2 separate regions of the Homo sapiens genome follow, and region 1 is linked to region 2. A link is a loop called in an ENCODE intact Hi-C map of the cell type or tissue named here. Cell type or tissue: IMR-90. All regions are shown on one strand. Each heading gives the region's core, and the rest is flanking DNA. Links, peaks and the distances in the headings are about the cores only.

Region 1 (8,485 bases), core at 89-8,088, 180 kb after region 2:
AACCAAGGATGAATGAGTACTTAAAATGGAAAGTAAAATTAGGAATCTGACAACAATTATTGCCATACTTAAATGGAAATGAGTCTTCAAGGAAAATAAATCACTTCACTGCAAAGAAGGTGACATAAATAATTAAATGGCAATGGGAAATCAGAAGAGGGCCATATCACTCAACTCCTCAACTAAGAGTGGAGGAAAATAAGAGGCAAAGCCTCTTGGAAATGGGGCATCACCTTCAGGAGAGTCAGGATGCAAGGAAGACATAAAGACCGGGAAAAAGAAAGGAACATCAGGCATTTGATCACAATAGACTCAGGGCCTAAAAAGGCTAAGGGAAAAGAGATAAGAGATATGGGTAAGAAACAGGGTTGTAATACAAAGGGGTGGGATGGTTTAAAAAACTATTGTAAACATAAACATTTATTGAGCAAATCACAATGCTAAGCAATAGAGTGGGAGAGGAGCTGGGAGAGTACTGCTGTCGATGGTTATAGGTAAGCGCAGGAGATCTAAACATAATTGAGTGTGCGTGTGTGTGTGTGTGTGTGTGTGTAATTGATATACTAACTGAACAATTTAAAGGGTCAATGACTTTGGGAAAATGGCACTATGTCGTTCAAAACTAGAATTAAACTGTTAGAGAATAGCTCCTTTTAAATTCCAGCAAAATAGCTGGTAAGAGTAAGGGAGCCCTTCTGGAGTCTGGTGCTGGGAAAGCAGGTAAGGAAATGGGCTGCTCTTAAATGCCCTCTCAACAACTGTGGCCAGGAAAACAGGAGACATGGAACATAAAGGGTGGACAGCAGGGGAGGTAGGGCATACGCACAATGAAGTTCTCAATTTGCAAAGATGGGAGAGGAAAAGCAGAATGCTGTTCTCATGCAGCAAGGGAATTCTAGAGGGCTACATCAGGTCAACACGAGGGAAGAGCAGGTCTGGCTCATTAATGCTGGGATAACATGCAAATAAGCAGTCCTCTCCTACATAAATACACCCACACACAGGTTGCATTCAATCTGTCTGCTACTACTCTAAAGTGCTTGATAACAAAAGTAAAATGGAAAGAATAATACATTATATTTAGAAATGCAATTTTAAAAGTCCTCATATATTTCTGGACATTGACACAAGGCAAAAGGACTCATAAAACATTACATTATTTACAAAGCAGCCTGGCTGTGAGTTTAATATGAATTATGGCAAGAACTGATCCAGTGCATGATTTCCCTGAATAATTAATTTAGTGTTCAGAAACAGGAAACTTAGAAAACAACATGTCTAGTCCGTAGTTTTGAGAGGTCAGGTGCAGGCAACAGAAAAATAATTACCTTTATCTAGCAAAAAAGTTGTTTTATAGGATCCATCTACACAATGAAGTTGTGGCAATCCCAGGATCTCACACAACTGTAGGCAACCAATAAAGATAAAAAAGAGAACTAGACTGAATCAAAGCAAAGTGAATAAAACAAAGATAAATTGAATTATAATCAGTGCATCCAAGTACTGGGCTCTGAACAAGTTGAGGAACTTGAGGAAATAAACTTGAGACTCTGTAATGCTGCTGGACTTCTTTTATTCAAAGAGATGGTAAACAAAGAAGGCATGAGAGGAGAAAAGAGCAAGGCAATCCAAGTTTCTCAATAATTATTCTCTTTTTAACAAAAATAAACAATAAAAATTTGGATACATTATCATTGCATTGAGTATCATTGTAAGGATCTCCACTCTAGCTGTTGTTCTCTGGTGCTTTTTAAAAAGGTTAAATACATTCTTTTTTTTCTGTTTGGTTAGGCACAGTCCTATTACTAACTGCTAAATCCTAAACAAGAAATAAAAAATGTGAGCAGAGGCAAATGTAGCCATTTCTCAGGGACTGAGTTAACTAGCGTCACATGGCATGACCTGACCTTCTCTAACTCCTGGGCTCTGGCTTCCTCCTTGGTCTTGGCTTACCTCATAGCTACTGGACTTTTGACCTTAGTAAGTCAAAGGCTTCTTAGCCCTGGTGCTATTTCTTGGCTTCCACACATTCTGTACAATTGCAGCCCTGACAGCTAATTTAGCTTCACTGTTGGTGAGTTTCTTGTTTGCTTTTGCTGCTGTCCAAATGATTCAAGGTGCTGAATGACGCCATCTGTATGTTGCTAGAGGCTGAGAGGGGGCTGGGAGGAAGCCTTAAGTCAAGAGACGTGATTGGAGCAGTACTGGGTGTGGACACAGCCAATTAAAGGGAAACCTTTTGTTTCCCTTTTTCATGTGGACAGAGCTCCAACATCTTCTCTTGGAGCTGAGTTTGAGATATGCTTTTTATGTTTCCTTAAAAACATATGCCCAAGAATTCTTCAAATACAACTTCTAATCTACGGATAAAGAAAAGGTATAAAAGTATACTACCTGACAAGACCACTTCAATAAGATCGCCTTCCTGGATATCACTGGCCGCTTTCACCAGCTGAAGGATGTTTTCAGAGGTAGGGTCATGGCGAAAAAGCAGGATCTTATCATACATTCCGTAGAAACCACATTCAGGGAACTGCAAATACAAATACCATGAGAGTGTAAATGTCAAAATCCTTCCAAATATTTTGTTTTAAATATTTCAGGGCACAAATACAAGCTAATTAGAAAAGTTCAAAGTATCTAGATCATTAAAATATTTTAAAATTAAAAAATAAATAAATGGTAGAGTTGATATTGGGAAGACTCCAAATCAGAAGGAAAGAAATCACATAGATCACAGGGGCAGTAATGGTCAAGTGGTTTTCTAATTAGACAGCAAGAAAACAAGAGAATATGAGATAAGATTTAAATAAGTTCTGGCAGTAAAGTGGTTAAGAAATATAGGTGGGAAGAGGTGTGCACTTTCAGATGATTTACAGCAATCCAGTAACATAAAAAATGGGAGTCGCTTTATTCCAATTCCATTACACATAATAATGGCAATTTGTTTGCAAAAAACTGGGTCTGTCTGTTTTGGCATATTCAAAAATAAGAGATGCCTCAATAAATCTAAACATATTCTGTATGTGAGTAGTAGCATTATCTAGATCCTTTGATCAGGAGATCAGGGGAGGCAATCCACCTCTCCCTTCTGCTGCTGCCCCTACTGCATTCCATGTGGCTTTCATGCAATCTGTCAATCCACAATCTCATGAGCAGTGTAAGAAAAGGTCCATCTGCACAGCATGGAGGGTTTCTGTTAAAGCAAACAACCTAGGCTAATTTATTATATGAAAAGGGCCCTTTTCTTGTAATGACTTTTTCACATAATTATTAAAGAATGCTATTTCTGCCATAAATTGACATTTGTAATGTAGTGGGAAAAGATGCAAACTCAGGGAAAAAGAAAATTATCTTTCTTCATCCTGGAACTGATGACAGATCTGACACTTATGTCAATACAGGTGGACCTTAAGAAGCTACTGTCGGGGAGAAATGTCCAGAATCTAATACCTGCTGGAGATAAAAACAATACATTATAAACCTCTCTTTCTTTTTCTTAGTCTTAGAATTAGGGGCTAAATTCACATGAATCATTTTGTGTATGAACTAAAAATAAATATAATGAGAACATCTTATTGCTCTTAGTGCTGATGACCAGGCTTAAAACTATTTCTGCATGTCACTTAGTAAAGTTAACTTCCTTAAAAAAAAAAAACACAACAGCTGAAATGATGTCACTGCTTCCAGTGTGCTAACTAAAAGAAAAAAAAAACTTAGTTCACTTTATTTTTTTTAGAAATATGTCCAATAGTCCTTTGGGTATATACCCAGTAATGGGATGGCTGGGTCAAATGGTATTTCTAGTTCTAGATCCCTGAGGAATCGCCACACTGACTTCCACAATGGTTGAACTAGTTTACAGTCCCACCAACAGTGTAAAAGTGCTCCTGTTTCTCCACATCCTCTCCAGCAGCTGTTGTTTCCTGACTTTTTAATGATTGCCATTCTAACTGGTGTGTAATGATATCTCATTGTGGTTTTGATTTGCATTTCTCTGATGGCCAGTGATGGTGAGCATTTTTTCATGTGTCTTTTGGCTGCATAAATGTCTTCTTATGAGAAGCATCTGTTCATGTCCTTTGCCCACTTTTTGATGGGGTTGTTTTTTTCTTGTAAATTTGTTTGAGTTCATTGTATATTCCGGATATTAGCCCTTTGTCAGATGAGTAGGTTGCGAAAATCTTCTCCCATTTTGTGGGTTGCCTGTTCACTCTGATGGTAGTTTCTTTTGCTGTGCAGAAGCTCTTTAGTTAATTAGATCCCATTTGTCAATTTTGGCTTTTGTTGCCATTGCTTTTGGTGTTTTAGACATGAAGTCCTTGCCCGTGCCTATGTCCTGAATGGTAATGCCTAGGTTTTCTTCTAGGGTTTTTATGGTTTTAGGTCTAACGTTTAAGTCTTTAATCCATCTTGAATTGATTTTTGTATAAGGTGTAAGGAAGGGATCCAGTTTCAGCTTTCTACATATGGCTAGCCAGTTTTCCCAGCACCATTTATTAAATAGGGAATCCTTTCCCCATTGCTTGTTTTTCTCAGGTTTGTCAAAGATCAGATAGTTGTAGGTATGCGGCATTATTTCTGAGGGCTCTGTTCTGGCAAAGACTTGGAACCAACCCAAATGTCCAACAATGATAGACTGGATTAAGACAATGTGGCACATATACACCATGGAATACTATGCAGCCATAAAAAATGATGAGTTCATGTCCTTTGTAGGGACATGGATGAAATTGGAAATCATCATTCTCAGTAAACTATCGCAAGAACAAAAAACCAAACACCGCATATTCTCACTCATAGGTGGGAATTGAACAATGAGAATACATGGACACAGGAAGGGGAACATCACACTCTGGGGACTGTTGTGGGGTGGGGCGAGGGGGGAGGGATAGCATTGGGAGATATACCTAATGCTAGATGACGAGTTAGTGGGTGCAGCGCACCAGCATGTCACATGTATACATATGTAACTAACCTTCATATTGTGCACATGTACCCTAAAACTTAAAGTATAATAATAAAAAAAAGAAATATCTCCAATAATACTATTACAGCACAAGGAAACAAAGGGAAAATAAAAATAACATTTTCTTCACTTTAAAAAACAATGGATACCTCATGCACTATTTTAAAAATCAACTTCATTGAAGTATAAATTACATGAAATAAATTGATATAAGTGGATAAATCTATGAGTCTTGACAAATATAACTACCCATATAACCAAAATCACAATCAAGCCATGAGACATTTTCATCAACCCCAAAAGTTTTATTGCAATCTATGTAACCAACAATGTTAACCTCAGGCACAGATCTACTTTCTGTCACCCTAGTTTACCTTGTCTGACATAGAATTTCATGTAAATGAAATCATAAAATATGTTATATGTACTCTTTTCTGGCTGGCTTTTTTGGCTTATTATAAAGTTTTTGAGATTCATTCATACATACATTTGGGTTCTTTCACCTTTTATTACTTATTAGTATTTCATTAAATGGATCTAGCATAATTGTTTATCAGTTCACCCACAAATGGACATTGTAGTCTTTTTTTCCAGTTTGCAGCTATTACAAATAAAAATGCAATGAACATTATGTACAAGTGTTTCAGTGGGTACATGCTTCCGTTTCTTGTGGGTAAATACCCAGAAGCAGCATTGTTGGGTCATATGATAAATTCATGTTTGAGCTGTATGTCTATCCTTAATAAACTTACCACCACATTATATTTATTATTGTAGCTTTATCCTAAGCCTGAAATTCAGGTAGTGAGAGCCTTCCAATGTCTTTTCCCTTTCAAGATTGTTTTGGATATAGGACCATTGAATTTCCATATACATTTTAGAAATGCTTTGTTGATTTCTACAAAAAGTTGTGAATTTATAAAAAGCCCACTCTATCATGTATTTCTTTATAGACCATGCTTTTGCTAATAAATCCTTGCATAACCAAATTTTCTCCTATATTTTATTCTACAAATCGCATTGTTTAAAATTTTACATTTGAGTCTATGATCTACTTCAAGGTAAGTTTTGAATAGGGCAAAATATATGGATTGAGATTCATTTTTTGGCATATTCTGGAAGATTTGTACAGACTTGGTATTATATCTTCCTTAAATGTTTGGTAGAATTCTCTGCTGAAGCCATGTTAAGCCCAGATTTTCCTTTGCTGGAGGACTTAAAACTTCATATTCAATATCTGTATAGTATACTTTAGACTTCAATTTCCTCTTAAGTGACTTTTGGCAGTTTGTTTATTTTCAGAAAGGTATCCATTTCATTCAAGTTGTCAAATTTCTTGGCATAAAGTTATTCATGTGATTCCCTTACCACCCTTTTAATGACTATCCAGTTTGTAGTGATGTCTCTTCATTAATTTCTTATATCCTTTCTTTTTTGTTTGGTCTGGTAACAAACTTGTCAATTTTATCAATTTCTCTTGTAATGAACCAGCAGTTGTTTCATGGAATTTCTCTATTATTTTTCTATACTTAGTTTCATGGATTTCTTTTCCTATCTTTATTATTTCCATTCTTTAACTTAACTTTAATTTGTTCTTTTCTTCCTAGATTCTTATAGTGGAAGCTTGTATTATTGATTTGAGACATTTGAGACTTAGTTTAATATGACCATTTAATGCAATAAATACTTCAGCAATATTTCACAAATTTTGAAAAAGCTGTGTCTTTATTTTCTTTCAATTCAAAATATTTTCTATCATACCATATATAAAAACAAACTCAAAACAGATTACAGACATAAAGATAAGACCTAAAACTATAAAATTACTAGAAGATGTGGAGACAACTCCATGACATTGGTATGGGCAACGATTTTTTTATATGACCCCAAAAGCACAAACAAAAAAAAGCAAATATAGACAAACGTTAAGACATCAAACTAAAAAGCCTCTGCACAGCAAAGGAAACAATCAATAGAGTGAAGAGACCACCTGTGGAACAACTCAATAGCAAGAAAACAAATAATCCAATTAAGAAATAGGCAAAGGATCTGAATAGACATGTCTCAAAAGAAGATGTACTAATGGCCAATAGGTATATGAAAAATAGACATTTCTCAAAAGAAGACATATAAATGGACAACACGTATATGAAAAATTGCTCAACATCACCATTCAGAGAAGTGCAAATTAAAAACACAATGAGATATTACCTCAACCCTGTCAAAATGGCTACTATAAAAACAAAATGAACAGATAACAAGTATTGATGAAAATATGGAGAAAAGAGAACCCTGTACACTCTGGGGAATGCAAATAGGTACAGCCACTATAAAAACAGTATGGAGGTTCTTCAAAAAACTAAAAATATAACTACCATATGATCCAGCAATCTGACTTCTGGGTATCCATAAGGAATATCCGGAGGAATTGAAGTGAGGATCTCAAAGAGAAAACTGCATTCCCATGTTCACTGCAGCATTATTCACAATAGCCAAGATATGAAATCAACCTTAGTGTCCATCAATGAATAAATATATATAGAAAATGTGGTGTATTGATACAGAATGGAATACCACTCAACCTTAGAAAGAAATATTAACATTCCGGACATGATTAAACCTGGAGAATAATACGTTAAGTGAAATAAGCCAGGCACATAAAAACATCTACCATATGTGGAATCTAAAAAACCTGAATGCATAAAAGCAGAGAGTAGAACAGTGGTTACTGGGGCTAAGCGGTGGGTGAGAAATGGTCAGTGATGTTGGAAAAAGGATATAAAATTTAAGTTAGGAGGAATAAGTTCAAGATATCTATTGTATAATGAGGTGACTATAGATAATAATATTATATTGTATTTTTGAAAGTCACTAAGATAATAGAAAAATTTAAGTGTACTTACCACAAAAAAAAGGTAAGTAAGTGAGGTATGCATATGTTAACTACCTTGATGTAGCCATTCCACAATGTATACATAGTTCAAAACATGATGTGGTATATGGTAAATATACATAAGTTTTGTCAACTAAAACCATTAATTAATTTTAAATATATGTAGTCTAAATTCCCTTGTGAATTTCTCTTTAACCCATGGGTTATTCAGAAGAGTGTTGTGAAATTTCCAAATACTCAGAGATTTTTCCAGATAACTTTATGTTCTTAATTCCTCATTTAATTCTGCTAAGGTCCAAATCCTACTTTGCATAAATTTAACACTTTTACATTTCCTAAGACGTTTTATGGCCCAGGAGGTCAAACTTGGTGAATATTCTATGTGCATCTGAAAATAATGTGTATTCTGCTGTTGTTGGGTGGCAAGTTCTATAAATATCCGTTAGATTAAGTTGACTGATAGTTTTTCAGATTTTCTATTTGCTTAATAATTTTCTGTTTGTTCTATAAATTAATGAGAAAGAAATATTGATGTCTTCACATATACTTGTGGATTTTTTTCTCTTTTTCCTTTCAATTCTATTATTTGCTTTAAGTATTCTGAAGCTCTGCTGTTAGGTGTA
Region 2 (8,485 bases), core at 217-8,216:
CAACAGCAATGTGAGAAATAATTTGTACCTAGGCTTAAATACAGATCATGAATCCTATGGTCCTGAATAGCACTGTCCAGACAGAGACAAGAAAGATGCAAATCCAGGAAACTGGGAGTCAAGGATAAGATGAATATAAAGAGGGGGAAGTAGGTTGCACTTAGTACTGTTAGTGACTGACCACAAAACCGCAGAATTCTAGGTAAGCTTAGCAGGTTGATCTCCTTAGTCCCAATCTTGTGATGGCCTCTCATGACTGACAAGGGTGAGTGCTGTCCAGGTCTTCCCATTTTCAGACCATGAGCCTCTCCTCTATTTTCTGCATCATGTCCAAGTCTCAACAGTCAGAAAAAATTCTGCCTGTACCTCATTCTCAGTTTATCTGCCATTTCTGCACCTCTCTGATCATTTTTACACTCCCTCAAATACCCCCACCCGGCTCTCTTTTACACTGTCTACCCTATGAATGCCTTAGTCCTGAATTCTAGCTACAAAGTTTCTTTCTTCCTTTTTTTTTTTTTTTTTTTTTTTTTGAGACAGAGTCTTGCTCTGTCCCCCAGGCTTGAGTGCATTGGTGTGATCTCTGATCACTGCAAGCTCCACCTCTCAGGTTCAAGTGATTCTCCTGCCTCAGCCTCCTGAGTAGCTGAGACTACAGGCGAATGCCACCAAGCCCGGCTAATTTTTTTTGTATTTTTAGTAGGGACGGCGTTTCACCATGTTGACCAGGCTGGTCTCGATCTCCTGACCTCGTGAGTTTCTTATCTTCAGTTGCTTGATGCCCATAGTTTGCAATAACCATAAGGGAGCATTGTGTGGGGAACCTGTAACTCCAGAATTTAGGTATGGCTCTCTTGATGTGTGGTTGTGTTATATTGAGGAAACCTCACATGTCTTCAGTTTTCATATCTGTACAGCAAGAGGCTTGCATTAGATAATGTTAGGAGAAATTATAGACATAAAAATGTCAAGAATTACCATCCACCTGGAATAGGGACCTGAAAATGCTTATTGAGGAAACATGTGGAAAAGAGGAATTTTGGAAGCAAAAAGACATGAATTTCAAGAGTGGTTCTATCACATTCTATATTTACTTCTTTGAACTTCTGTTTCTTCATTTGTAAGACGAAGCTAACAGCTATATTGCTGGGGTATTTTTGCGAATATGTGAGGTAAAGCACTGAGTAGCTCCCATGTGGTATGCAGCAGACAGATAACAAACAGCATCTATTGCTATTATTACTTGGAGTTAAATTCAATAAAAAAGAACATGTAAGTAAATTCTGATGAGCGAATTTATGACTCTAACAGTGTGTTTTCTTAGCTCTGAGTCTGTCATTCAGGACTTAATTTTTTTTATTAAGAAATAAACTGCTAAAACCATTTAACAATTACCCTCACTGTCCTAATGGCAGTAATATATAGTCTATAGTCATGCTTAATATACAACAAAAATCTACTTTAGCATTAAAAATCAGAAAAGGTGATAAAAACTCAATCTTAATTCTCCTATGTCCATTGGATAATAATTCATAAGAGTTGTGATCTAGGGTTTCTAAATAGCCACATATTTCTGTAACATTGTAAGCGGCGATGTTATTTTCTGTAAATTTCAAAAATAAAGTGTTTGTTTTGTATTATTTATAATAGCTACCTGATTTGAAGTGAGACCAGAGAAAGAAAAACAAACTTGTGTGCACTATAATTTGTTTTGAACAAGAACGTAGGATTTATTGAATGCTGTAATTTGACTTACTGCATATACAAATATCATTAGGAAACAATGAAAATTCACATACACCACTTTGTCATGTAACATTAAGGTAGCAACATGGCTAGCTGGGGAAATATAGTGCAAATTAAATGGCTTTTTCCAGCACTGCCTAACTCTTCTGGCAAGTTCTGCAGAGTAAGGGGTTCTCATTCTCTGAATCTAAACACACCGGCTCACGGACATAGGTCAAAGTTGTATCACTAGTGATCTGTTGCCAATGATTACTTACATGGGTAAATGGTTTACATTTCAAAGAAATTAGAACAGAAAAGTTTATTTCTACAGTGTCATTCTTGTTCCCAAATTGCATGTTTACTTGAGTGGAAGAGAAATGAGTAGAATCTCAAAGGAGAAGAAAACAGCATTTATTGAAAACCTGTGTAATCATTTAAATTTATATAAACATGTGTGTGTAAAGCCTGAAAGGATTTTGGAATTTTGAAAGGATAATGGGATAATGCTTTTTTGTGTTAAGCCACTGAGACTTTGGGTTTTATTTGTTACCATGGCACAGTCTATCCTATCCTGACTAATACATCTGTGTATTTATGAGTTCACTCGAGGTAATTTATCATTATTTTTATATTACATATGACAAAGCTGAGACTTGAAGAGATTTAATAACTTGTCTGGATAGAAAGCAGTCCAGCTGGGATTTAAATCCAGCTGTCATATGAACCACGATATTTTTTGAATTAAAAGTATTTCTTATATCATATGTAATGTGACTTACGTGTGAATGAAGCTACTATTTTTGCATAAAATATGCCCGGTATGTGAATAAAACTGATTCCTTTTATCCCTTTTTATCCTTATGTTTTTCAATGTATTCCCATTATGGCCATCTTCACTGCATAAGTAAAGCCTCCTTATTCTATAAGGAAAAATCCTTCCTCCCCAATACAGAGTTAAACAAGATACTAAAATTTGTTTCCAATATGTAGCAGAAGACAATCTGTCCTCTAAGAAGAACTCTCTCTCCCCATTCCAATTAAAGCCTGGGGGTAATTGGAAACAAATAAGGGGCAAAAGCCCATATATCTTGGCTACTTGATGATTCTGATGGCAATTCGGTCTTTACTGGACACCTGAACCAAAGTAATTCTTGAGAGCCTATCATTTATAATAGGTGCTATGGACCTAATGTTGTTAGCACCTGTAATTTGGATTGGTTTTCTAGTAATAGCAAGCAAACGACAATCTCTCTCCCCATATTTAACTTTTGTAGGCAAGGCTGTGTGTTTTCAAGAGTTGTGCATGGCTCCATACTACTGGTGTAACTTTTTTTTGGTTTTTTTTTTTTTTTGAGACAGAGTTTCACTCTTCGTTGCCCAGACTAGAGTGCGGTGGCGTGATCTCGGCTCACTGAAACCTCCACCTCCCGGGTTCAAGCGGTTCTCCTGCCTCAGCCTCCCAAGTAGTGGGACTACAGGCGCCTGCCACCACACCCAGCTAATTTGTGTATTTTTAGTAGAGATGGGGTTTCACCATGTTGGCCAGGCTGGTCTTGAACTCCTGACCTCTGGTGATCTGCCTGCCTCAGCCTCCCAAAGTGCTGGGATTACAGGCATGTGCCACTGTGCCCTGCCTACTGGTGTAACTTTAAGGCAAGTCCTTTCAACTGAATAACACGAGTAAATATATTTTATTTCAATCCTGTTACCAAAGCTTAAATGAGTCCAAAGTGTAAGCAGTTTTTATAATGAATAAAAAGTAAAAAAAAAAATTAAGTACAGCAGTTCATCTTACTAAATTTTAATATTGCCTGTATTGTGAGAAAAAAAATTCAGCTTAAGAATGATCTGACTGGCTGGGAGCAGTGGCTCATGTCTGTAATCCTAGCACTTTGGGATGGATCACCTGAGGTCAGGAGTTCGAGACCAGCCTGGCCAACAAGGTGAAACCCCATTTCTACCAAAAATACAAAAAATTAGCTGGGTGTGGTGGTGGGTGCCTATAATCCCAGCTACTCAGGAGGCTGAGGCAGGAGAATCTCTTGAACCCAGGAGGCAGAGGTTGCAGTGAGCCCAGCTTGCACCATTGCACTCCAGCCTAGGCAACAAGAGCGAAACTCTGCCTCAAAAAAAAAAAAAAAAAGAATGACCTGACTATGAAACTCTTATTCAAAACCCACTTTATTTCCTTAAGATACAAGGAACTATTGACTTCGAATTGTGAAAACCTCTCTATTTATACTTTAGAAAGACCAATAAAACCAAGATGATGCTCTTTGAGTAGCTTTTAAGACAAATGCTTGAATATTTTGTAGATTTTCAAATATAGAAAATATCGGGCCAGCATGATGACTCATACCTGTAATCCCAGCCATTTTGGGAGGCAGAGGTGGGAGGATCACTTGAAGTCAGAAGTTAGAGATGAGACTGGGTAACAAAACAAGACCTCAATCTCTGCAAAACATAAAAAAATAAATAAATAAAATATCCAAGCATTGTGATGCATGCCTATCATCCCAACTACTCAGAAGGGTAATGCAGGAGGATTAGTTGAGCCCAGGAGGTCAAGGCTGCCGTGGGCTATGATGGCACCACTGCACTTCAGCCTAGGCGACAGAGCGAGAAGCTCTCAAAAAAGAAAGAGAAAGGGAAAGAAACAGTGGAAGGTAGGAAGGAAGGAGACAGAAAGAAAGAGAAAGAAAATATTAAATATCTTGTGAAAAACAATCAGAAAATGGAACAAAAATATATAAAACATGCAGTAATTATTATCTTGCAAGTAGCCCAAACCTTTTAAAAATGCATCTGTCCACATTAGTTATCTGGCAATGGCCACTGTACCACTAGAAATATTTCAAAAATGCATTTCCCCTACACATTTGTTTCATATGGATTGAATCAGAAAACATGGAAACTACAGATTAACCTAAGTGTTCATTGATGCTTTAGTTTGAGTTTTGCAGAATATTCTCTTAATTTATTAACAATATGCTACATATATATGAAGCCATGAGCTTTTCTATTTAAAACCTGTAGTGAAAAAAAAAAACCTTAGTGAATTTCAAAAGGAGATTATGCCTTTTTCTTATTGTTACTGACATTTATTCAGTGTCAAAATAATGACTATAGCAATATGTGGAAAAAATACTTAAGAACGGTTCAGAAAAGGGTGTCAAGCAGATACATCAGCCCATAATAAAGCCATCAGATAGGCATTCATCTTGGCCATCATCAACTTTTTGTCACTGTTGTTCAAGTTTATTCTAATATAGTTTTGCTGGTATTGTTGTTAATTAAATACTGTATATAAGAACATGGAGCCATTTTAACAGGAACATCTTTAGGCCACAACACAGATGGAGTCATGCAAATAACTAAAATGACCACAAGGTGGCAAAGTATACAAATCTACATCATTCAGATGGGCTCTTCCAGAAGAGAAAGTGTCTTGTAGCAAGCGGGTGGGGCTGGGGAGGGAGGGGGGAGCTTTTTTATGATTGTCTGCTGGCTAGAGAATAGCAAAATTATACTAATTTCTCAAAAATTGGTAATTACCCCAAATTCCTAGTACTTGAAATGATGTATCATGTTACTATTCTAATTTATTATAAATTTTTCTGTTTTAGAGCAAAATTGAATTTCTTAAATCCCAAATATATATTTTAAAATCAAAATTATTGGGTGTCTTTCACAGCGTTTTAAATTCATTTGATATGTATACACGAGTCAATCGGAAAATGGGAGTTATTGCTCTACAAATTCAGAACCATTATGTGATTATATGATTAGTACTAGTTATCACAAAATTACAGCTATTTATATTTCAAAAATTTTTAGTTTGGAGCAGCTAGATTATAAGACTTCTTCTTAATATTGTTGTTTCCAACACTCTGTGATCTTTTATTTTCCCTATAATGTAGTTTGAGAGATCAATTAGTTTTCTTTTTTTCTTTTTTGAGATGGAGTCTTGCTCTGTCACCCAGGCTGGAGTGAAGTGGCATGATTTCAGCTCACTGCAACCTCTGCCTCCCGGGTTCATGCCATTCTCCTGCCTCAGCCTCCCAAGTAGCTGGGACTACAGGCGTGCACCACCATGCCCAGCTAATTTTTTTTTTTGTATTTTTAGTAGAGACAGGGTTTCACCATGTTGGTCAGGCTGGTCTAGAACTCCTGACCTCAAATGATCCACCCGCTTTGGCCTCCCAAAGTGCTGGGATTACAGGTGTGAGCCACTGTGCCTGGCCAGTTTTCAATCTAATATTTAATAATCTACATCTGAAGGCCTGACCTCTTGAGTCCTAGATAAGAAAATCTAAAATATCCATTTGGATGTGCCATACATAATTTATAATTAATATATTCAAAACTGAGCTCATTGTTTTTCTCCCAAAAGACCTCCTCCTTTCATCCGATTTCCCTCCTGTTAACCCAAGGCTGAAACCTGGGACTGCTTAGTATCTATTCTCTTGTTTCTCTGCACCCTTCATCATCTGGATCCTACCCACTTCTTTGGTCTCTACTTCTCCATTCCCTTTCCCCAAACTTAACCATATTCTCCCACCCTTCTTTGGCTTGGCCTATGCTACTTTTTGTTATCCGGCTACTACTCCTGGGGTTGTAAATTGACATACTTTCTGGAAGCTTTTGGCATAATGTATTAAATACCTTAGAAAATTCATATTCCTGTATTTGTCAACTCCATTTCTAAAAATGAAGTCGTGAAAAAGTTGATCTAACATTTTGTAAATATTATTTATAATAGAAAAAAACAGAAAACTTAAAACTCTAAGAATGTTTTGCAGTGGCCAGGCATGGTGGCTCATGCCTGTAATCCTAGCACTTTGGGAGGCCAAGGCGGGCCGATCACTTGAGATTGGGAGCTTGAGACTAGCCTCACCAACATGGTGAAACCCTGTCTCTACTAAAAATACAAAAAATTACCCAGGTGTGGCGGCGCATGCCTGTAATCCCAGCTACTTGGGAGGCCGAGGCAGGAGAATCACTTGGACCCAGGAGGCGGAGAGTGTAGTGAGCCGAGATTCCACCACAGCACTCCAGCCTGAGCAACAGAGCCAGGTGACACTGTCTCAAAAAAAGAGAGAGAGAGAGAGAAGTTTTCGCAGCTATGTAAATGGCATTTTCAAATAAATACTTTCATGGAAAATGTTTGTGATGTAATATTAAGTAAAAAGCAATGTTAGAATAAAACTGTTAAATGTGATCTGCTTTATCCCCCCAACAAAGAAAGCTCAGTCAACCTTCACACCTAGACCTAACCCAATAGCATAATTGCACTTGGCACATGGTATTATAATTATCTTCATTTTTATTTAATGTTTCTCACACCATTCTTCCTAAACAGATAGTCTATGGATCACTTTATCAGAGCAATATGTTGTTGTTTTTATATATTCAAATTCTGAACTTACAGAATTCAGCCAGACCCATAAAATTGTCAGGAACTTTGCTATGCCTTTTTCTAGCTTTATTAGGTGATCTTGGTGATTTCATTTATACCCACTGATGTAGCATAGCTATTTCACAGAATGTTAGGGTTAAATTAGTTACCTGTGTGAAGCAGCTAGCACACTGAGGAGCACATTATATAATTAATCTTGCTCCACTTTCACCCTGACTTCTCTACGTCTCACTCCACCATCCCACCCTTCCTCTCACTCCCCCACACTTCACTACACTATTTACTGCCCCCCTGTTATCTCCATTGTGACTGACTGTCCTTTATTCCCGGAGTGATGGGTCTAAGAGCACTTGTGGGGCCAAAGGAAAACGTTATACAACAAAAGCTGGGTAGAAACTAGAGCACAAGATACACTATGTCTCAGTAAGTGAATGTAACTGGAATGAGGAGAAGGTATTCTGCTAGTGGCCAAGGACGCTGGGGTAAAGCAGAAGTCCCACCTTGACTGCCTCTGTCTCAAGACAACAGGAGAAGTAGCCACGCCGGGAACACTGACAAAATGCAGCCTCCTAGTCTCCATGAGGGAGACTACACAGAGTCCCAGAGACTCCAGGAGGTCTCCTTTAGGGGGCCTCCACAGAGACAGACCCCAGGAGGCTCCTAAAAAGCAAGTCTGACTTTTGAGGAGGTAACGTGAGAAACCTTCTGAGATTTCATAAACGGATTGAAAGGAGCCTGAATCCAAACCAGCTCGTTGGCATTGTCACTTTCTCACTGTACGTTATTTATTCTCTCTACTCAGTTTTCCCATCTATAAAATGGACATGAAAATGATAGAGCTGTTATGAATATTGCAACACTTAATGCATGTAGGGTGCTGACAGTGGCTGGCACATAGTAAGAGTTAAATAAAAGCATGCACACATTATTGATGGGTGGATGTCAGGACTGGGGGTCCCGTGATTTTGCCTGTGGCTATTAAACCATGGACACTCCATGTTGGTTATTGTTTCGATCATATCCTTTGGTTAATTCCCCATGCTCATGTAGTCTCAGGAAAATGATGAAGCAAATTATTAAACCAAGTTAAAATCACTCACCTTTGGTCTAAATAGGACACTCCCTAGAGAACTGGTCCATAATTCAATAGAGCAAATCTGTTACATTTCAGTAACAGAATTATTAAAGCACAATGATCTCCTCAGAGAAAAGGTCTTGAAAAGATTAATCTTCAACTGAATGTTCTAAACAAAAGCAAGATTTAATGTTCCAGCTTTTGTTCTTGAAATAGAAACTATGATATACTTTTTCCAAATGAATATTAATGGATATAATTAA

The links. Peaks named below come from ENCODE experiments on the same cell type or tissue, not always from the same donor. Only the 100,000 strongest peaks of a DNase experiment are listed, where the experiment ranks them.
Region 1: a loop joins it to region 2, with 2.2 times the contacts of the local background. A loop is called at or near these places in 2 of 110 quality-filtered maps.

The regions. Positions count from the first base shown.
Region 1 is chr14:29,723,142-29,731,626 of GRCh38, forward strand. It overlaps PRKD1 (protein kinase D1), which reads right to left. Exons shown (of 18, transcript NM_002742.3): 2 at 2,395-2,533. Among named protein-coding and RNA genes, the nearest start is that of PRKD1, 200 kb to the right of the region's middle. In IMR-90, for the core only: no CTCF peak of the experiment used is centred there; DNase peaks (open chromatin) are centred at 2,120 and 3,620; H3K27ac peaks cover 333 bases.
Region 2 is chr14:29,543,939-29,552,423 of GRCh38, forward strand. No RefSeq gene overlaps it. Among named protein-coding and RNA genes, the nearest start is that of PRKD1, 380 kb to the right of the region's middle. In IMR-90, for the core only: a CTCF peak has its summit at 5,097 (motif pointing right); a DNase peak (open chromatin) is centred at 5,113; H3K27me3 peaks cover 160 bases.